2 separate regions of the Homo sapiens genome follow, and region 1 is linked to region 2. The links are chromatin loops, found by intact Hi-C in ENCODE. Cell type or tissue: OCI-LY7. All regions are shown on one strand. Links, peaks and the distances in the headings refer to the core of each region. The heading gives the core; the rest is flanking DNA.

Region 1 (2,916 bases), core at 241-2,740, 68 kb before region 2:
CTTTAGCGCTCCTCAAATCTGAAGAATCAGGGATATTGCTGTAATGATGTAGGTCTTACTTGAATGCTATTTTACTACTTCAAATTTTGTTAGGGCTGAGATCAAGTCTGATAAGCACCTTAACTTAGGCAAATAATTATGGTAATAAAAGATTATGCCACAGTGCGCAGGCTTCCAAACTTTTCCAACTATTTTCTTGTAAATACATTTGTACAGGGGTAGTTTTCCCCTAGGACAGACCATAATTTAAAAAACTTGTATTCACTGCAGTCCTATAAATTACTGTTTCCCCTTAATGTTGGAAAGTAGTGATTTATTTTAGCAAAACTGCAGACCTCACTAAGGCATGCTTTATGTGTATGTACTTCCCTAGGGCAAGTGAGACCTTTTCAGCATATTTGGGGAAAGCATGAAAACTATTAAATTAATTTACATGGACATTCTTAAGTTTACTCTGATTTATCATATATTTTGCACAAAATGGCTGTTATATTTGCATTATCCATGAATAACTAAAATATACAATTTTTAATAATTTCTACATTTCTAGAATGGAGCTTTATTATTGCTAAGCACTTTCAATTTTTTATGTTTGCAATTTTGCTTATGAAATAATATTCTGTAATAATATATAGAGAGCTGGGCACAGTGCCTGGTGACTGTAATTCTAACAACTCAGGAGGCTGAGGCAGGAGGATCTCTTGAGTCCAGGAGTTCGAGGATGCAGTGAGTCATGATCATGACACTGCATTCCAGTCTGGGAAACACAGCAAGACCCCACTTCCAAAAAAACAAAGTTATATCAAAGTACTTAAAAAGTACTAATAACAATGACCCGCTCACTGACATGAAATTGATTTTTAACCCTTCTCTTGTCACAGATTCATCTAAGAAGAGTATAGGAAAAATAGTCACACTGAAATAGGAATTGATTTCTTTAATTCAATCATAGAAGCATTTGAAAATAAAATGTATCCAGAAAAACACATGGCATGATGAATTTAGCATAAATGCTGAAGTGCTAAATGGTTTAAGAAAAAAATAAAAGATCCAATGCCATGAAGTGCAGCTTCCCCACTAGCTGTAGTCTGAGGATTGATGCTCGCGAACTACGGGGTAAATGTCTGCAAGAATTGTCACAAATCCGGCAGAAGTTACTTAGTAGAAAAAACACAGGAGTCAGGCAAATCAAGATTCAGCTTCTAGCTCAGCCACTTGCTCGCATTTGACCTTAGTTAACTTTTCTTAGTCCTTGTCTGAAAATTGGAGATAAAGTAACAAAGTCTTACAGCCCTTGTGGGAAATCGCTGGGATTACAAGTGTCAGGTACTGGCACCTGGAAAGCCTGGTGCCAGCGCCTGACACTTGTAACCTCCTTCCCTTATGGTGACCTCCTTCCCTTATGGTCCCTGACTTCTGGGCCTCAGGTTCTGACCTCCCAAATAACCATCTGGGGAGATATCAGAAAAATCTTGCTAGCACTTAGGGGCCAGTGCTACTAACCATCCTTTGACTGGTTAAAAACTTTAAAATGTGGAACTATTTATACTTTAAAAGACCAGATGCTAAATGTGTGATGGGAGAAAAGGAGTTTATTCCCGAAGTTGTTTCTATCAAAGAAAAGGACAGTAGATGGCACCATTGATTCCCATGCCAATGCCTTGCCATCGAAGCCCCCAGGGATCATTACTTAATTTGGATAAATGGCTGAACGTACAGACTCAAAAAGCAGTTGACATAATCAAGAACATTGGAATGACCAGCAAGTTACTTGAAGCATTCAAGAGCAAATGTTCTTGTCAAAAAAGCTTGGCTTCATGACTCCTTTGCCATCACATCCTACCCAAGGGACTAGCAGTGTGATTAATCCATTTGACTGGTTATGAGAACCATCCAAAAATCACAGTGGTACTGTTGGTTCAGGAAAGGGCTCCCTGTGGCCTTCTCCAAAGCAGCTGTTCATTCCTCTGCTTCTCATCAGCTTGAATCTCTGCAGTACTTGACAGTTTATGAAGGGCTTTCCTCTTGGTAACCTCTTCAGACACGCAGGACTGGTCTCATGCACATCTCAGTTCCTGGTTCTCTTCCTCTTTACAGCAGTCTCAATGCTCCTGTAAGGATCTGTGTCACCCACCCCTCGCTTCCACCAATAGTTCTTGGCGGGTGACTCCAGAGTTTCTAGCCAGGACCCTTCTTCCGTGCTCTATTGTCCTTTCTGTCCACCAGACATCTTCACACACATGCCTCACAGGTACCCCAAATTCTTCAGAGCCAAAGTATTATCTCATTATCTTTCCTCTTAGCTCATTCTTCCTGGCTAATGACATTATTACTCTCCCAGCTATGCAGGCTCAAAAGTTTGCCTTCTCTTTTGCCTCCAAAATGTAAGCAGTCACTATATCCGCATCACCCACCTTTATAAAGCCTTTTGAAGTGACTCCTCATTTTAATTTCTATACTTCCTGTCTTATCTCAGGTCCTCATTACCTTTCCCTAGGACTAATTACATGGCCTTCTGAAGACTCATCCAATTTTATCCCATTCTATATGCTCCTGTCCAGCGGAACTCTAATGAGGTCGCTTTCTTACTCTAAAATCTCTGTAATTCCTTACTGCTTACGGTGGAATTTCCAACTTCTCATCCCACACAAGGTTCTCTGCAATATGGGTCCAACCTACTTTCTACTCTCTTACATCTACCTAGAATTCCAACCAATTATCTTGAAACTAACTTTTATTGAGCATTTACTATGTCTTAAACACTGTAATGAACATTTAAAATATATTATTGTTTAATCCTCACAGCATATGATGGCATTATTTTACCCATTTAAAAATGAGGAAACAGCTACTTGGTGAATTCAGGTAAATTACAGGTAAGAATTCAGATAAGTATTATGGCTAGTAAGCAGTATT
Region 2 (2,916 bases), core at 247-2,746:
ATCCTTCTGCTGCTAATAGAGCTGTGGATGGACCAACAACACAGGTGTCAAATACCTGTAAGGCCGAATACCTTGCTTGTTGTAACCATAGGCAAGCTGAATGAGCCACCTGACCCTGAGTCAGTTTCTTACCTGACAACAGGTGACAACAGTATTTGGCTTGTGTACTTCACAGGCTAGTGGGACAATCAAATGTGAAAGTGCTCTGAAAAGGATCAAGTGTTTACATTAAAAATAAGGTGGCAGGGCTATAACAACAGCTGCTCTTCATTAATCTATCTCTACACGATGCAAAAACAACAAATTAACACATTGCTTATTTCTTCTTGGATGGATTTAAGGTTGCCAGAATACTATGCTTCACGAACCCTATAGAAAATATAGGGTAAAAGCCCCTATTAGTTAGAAATAATTAGGGTGAACAGCCCATATTTCTAAAAAGAATTTGGGTATGAAGAAGCTTACCTTAGAAACAATTGTGCAAGTTCCTTTGAAGTCAGTGTGAACCTCAGAGAAACAGAGCTCTCAAGGAAACTCAAGTTAATATGCCTAATGACCCTACCCTGTTAATGACACAAGAACGTTTTCACATCTTGGTGTCTTTAATGAGAATCTGTTCACCTAAAATGCAGCATTGAACACTTTCTAGGAAGCATTTTAATGAGACCTGCAATGAGCAACTAAGTATCAATAGCCAAAATGCATTTATACATAAGTTTTTAATATAGTTGCTACCTCCACTGTATAAATAAAAACACAACCTAAAAACCCCAAAAGCTTCATATTCTAACACCAACTATCGGTTTTTTTCTTTTCTGTGGAACACAGTTTTCTGTAGAGGGGTCATGGGGAGATGTCGAGTGCTGGTAACATTCTGTCCTTGATCTGGGCGCTGGTTATGCAGGTGTGTTTAATTTGTGAAAAATTATCAAGCCCAGCATTTGTGATGACTGACCTCTTCTTAGTATATTATAATAAAAAGTTTACAAAAAATAATTTTTTAAAAAGGCAGGACAAAACAAAAACAACAGCAAAACTTAGAACAGATGATGTCCCAGTGGACCAAAAATGGATGAAGGATAATTGGTCCAACAGGAATGTGGGAGATGCCTGCGGTCATGAGAGAGGTTTAGAGAAGAGTCAATGTCAGAGAAGGGAAGAAAGTAGTGAGAAAGAGAAGTTCCAACTGAAGAATGCAGTGTCATGAAGGCTGAGGAGGACCAGAGAGGCATAAATCTGAGCCTGGACCTACACACCTGGCTCCCCCAAGTGTTGGAAGATCTCATACTTACTTGTCGATGCTGGATTTTGTGTCAGCAATTTTGTTTAGGCTAGATATCTTGAATCCATATGCATTCCCTCTTTGACCTTTATTCATATAATTTCCAAATGCCAAAACCACCTCCAGCAACTGCTTGAGGGCACCACTCCTAAACACCTCTTCTGAGCCAGAACGAATTGCTTCAAAACAAAACACATAAAAACATGATTACCAAGTGTTTCGTTGTTTGAAATCAAGATGTTTCAGTGATACCCATTCTAAATTCACACACTTAATAACAGATATTGAAGATGTAAGACTGAGTTATTGGGTTACCAAGAGCACTTTCAAAACGCTTACACCAGAAGCAAAGAACAAGGACAGGGAGAGCCAACTCAAGTTGTTACCAACACCCATAGACAGCTGCAAAATCCTATCCTTTCTCAGGCCTTTCTTGGCTGACTCATCAGTCATAAGCACTGAGGAATATCTAGAATAGCAATCCCATCTCCAAGATTTCTTTACAAACACTTACTTGTCTGGTGTGAGTCAGGTTAACAGGAGTATTGATCAATTCCACTGACAGAAAACTAGTTAAATGTGTTACATGTCATAGCTTGCAGGTGTCATAACAGGGATCAGAGCTTAGGCAGATGCCTGATTCCAGCCTGCGTTCCGTGGCTGTGCTCTTCAGTTGCCTTGCCCACATTTCAAACATTTACAAATTTTAAAAATCAAACCATACAACAGCCTCAAATCTTCCCTTTAAAAAAGCTACTAAGGCTCTGTTGTGAGGAAGCTAATTACAGGTTTAATGCTAGTAGCAGTGAGATTAACTCCTCACCAACACCCTCGTAGTCAAAAGCCCAACCCTGTAGAGGAGCCCAGGAGGCGTGCTGTGAGCTCCGAGACTAGGGCAGTGCATCAAGCACTGACCTTAAGTAATCACCCCTCAGAATTTTAAAAGAAAGACCTTGAGCCAAAAAATAAAATAAAAAATCACCAGGCCAGGCGCAGTGGCTCACGCCTGTAATCCCAGCACTTTGGGAGGCCAAGGTGGGCAGATCACGAGGTCAGGAGATTGAGACCATCCTGGCTAACGTGGTGAAACCCCGTCTCTACTAAAAGTACAAAAAATTAGCCAGGCGTGGTGGCAGGCACCTGTAGTCCCAGCTACTCAGGAAGCTGAGGCAGGAGAATGGCATGAACCTGGGAGGCGGAGCTTGCACTGAGCCAAGATCGCGCTACTGCACTCCAGCCTGGGCAACTGTGCAAGACTCCGTCTCAAAAAAAAAAAAAAAATCACCAAGGGGATCTTGTTTACTATATGCACTTGGATTGCACTTTTAAATGGGTTGTAATGATGAACATCATTTCCAATCTAGACAGCTTGACTTTACCTTCCACTTTAGGTTTCACTTCTGCCACACGCTCTGCAAACTTCTTTTTGAAGTACAGCGATTGCAACCTTTGCTGATAGTGATTAATTCTGTAAGAGCAAACATGTACTAATTGATATTCATTTAATATATCTAGGTTCACTTAATAACAGATATGGAGGTGGAGGTACCTAGAAGCACCTCCCCCAATACCCACCCACTCCCCCGACACACATACATTAGTTGTTCTCATGGACAGGAACACAGGACATTAAG

What was found. A loop is a pair of places that touch in the nucleus more often than their neighbours do. Peaks named below come from ENCODE experiments on the same cell type or tissue, not always from the same donor. Only the 100,000 strongest peaks of a DNase experiment are listed, where the experiment ranks them.
Region 1: a loop joins it to region 2, with 2.7 times the contacts of the local background. A loop is called at or near these places in 20 of 110 quality-filtered maps.

The regions. Positions count from the first base shown.
Region 1 is chr14:59,421,412-59,424,327 of GRCh38, reverse strand. No RefSeq gene overlaps it. Among named protein-coding and RNA genes, the nearest start is that of GPR135, 43 kb to the left of the region's middle. In OCI-LY7, for the core only: CTCF peaks have their summits at 1,444 and 1,643 (motif pointing right); DNase peaks (open chromatin) are centred at 1,677 and 2,057; H3K4me3 peaks cover 642 bases; H3K27ac peaks cover 573 bases.
Region 2 is chr14:59,353,710-59,356,625 of GRCh38, reverse strand. DAAM1 (dishevelled associated activator of morphogenesis 1) reads right to left here. Exons shown (of 25, transcript NM_001270520.2): 19 at 2,662-2,750; 20 at 1,293-1,461. Among named protein-coding and RNA genes, the nearest start is that of GPR135, 110 kb to the left of the region's middle. In OCI-LY7, for the core only: CTCF peaks have their summits at 1,076 and 1,281; a DNase peak (open chromatin) is centred at 1,245; H3K4me3 peaks cover 1,669 bases; H3K27ac peaks cover 2,400 bases.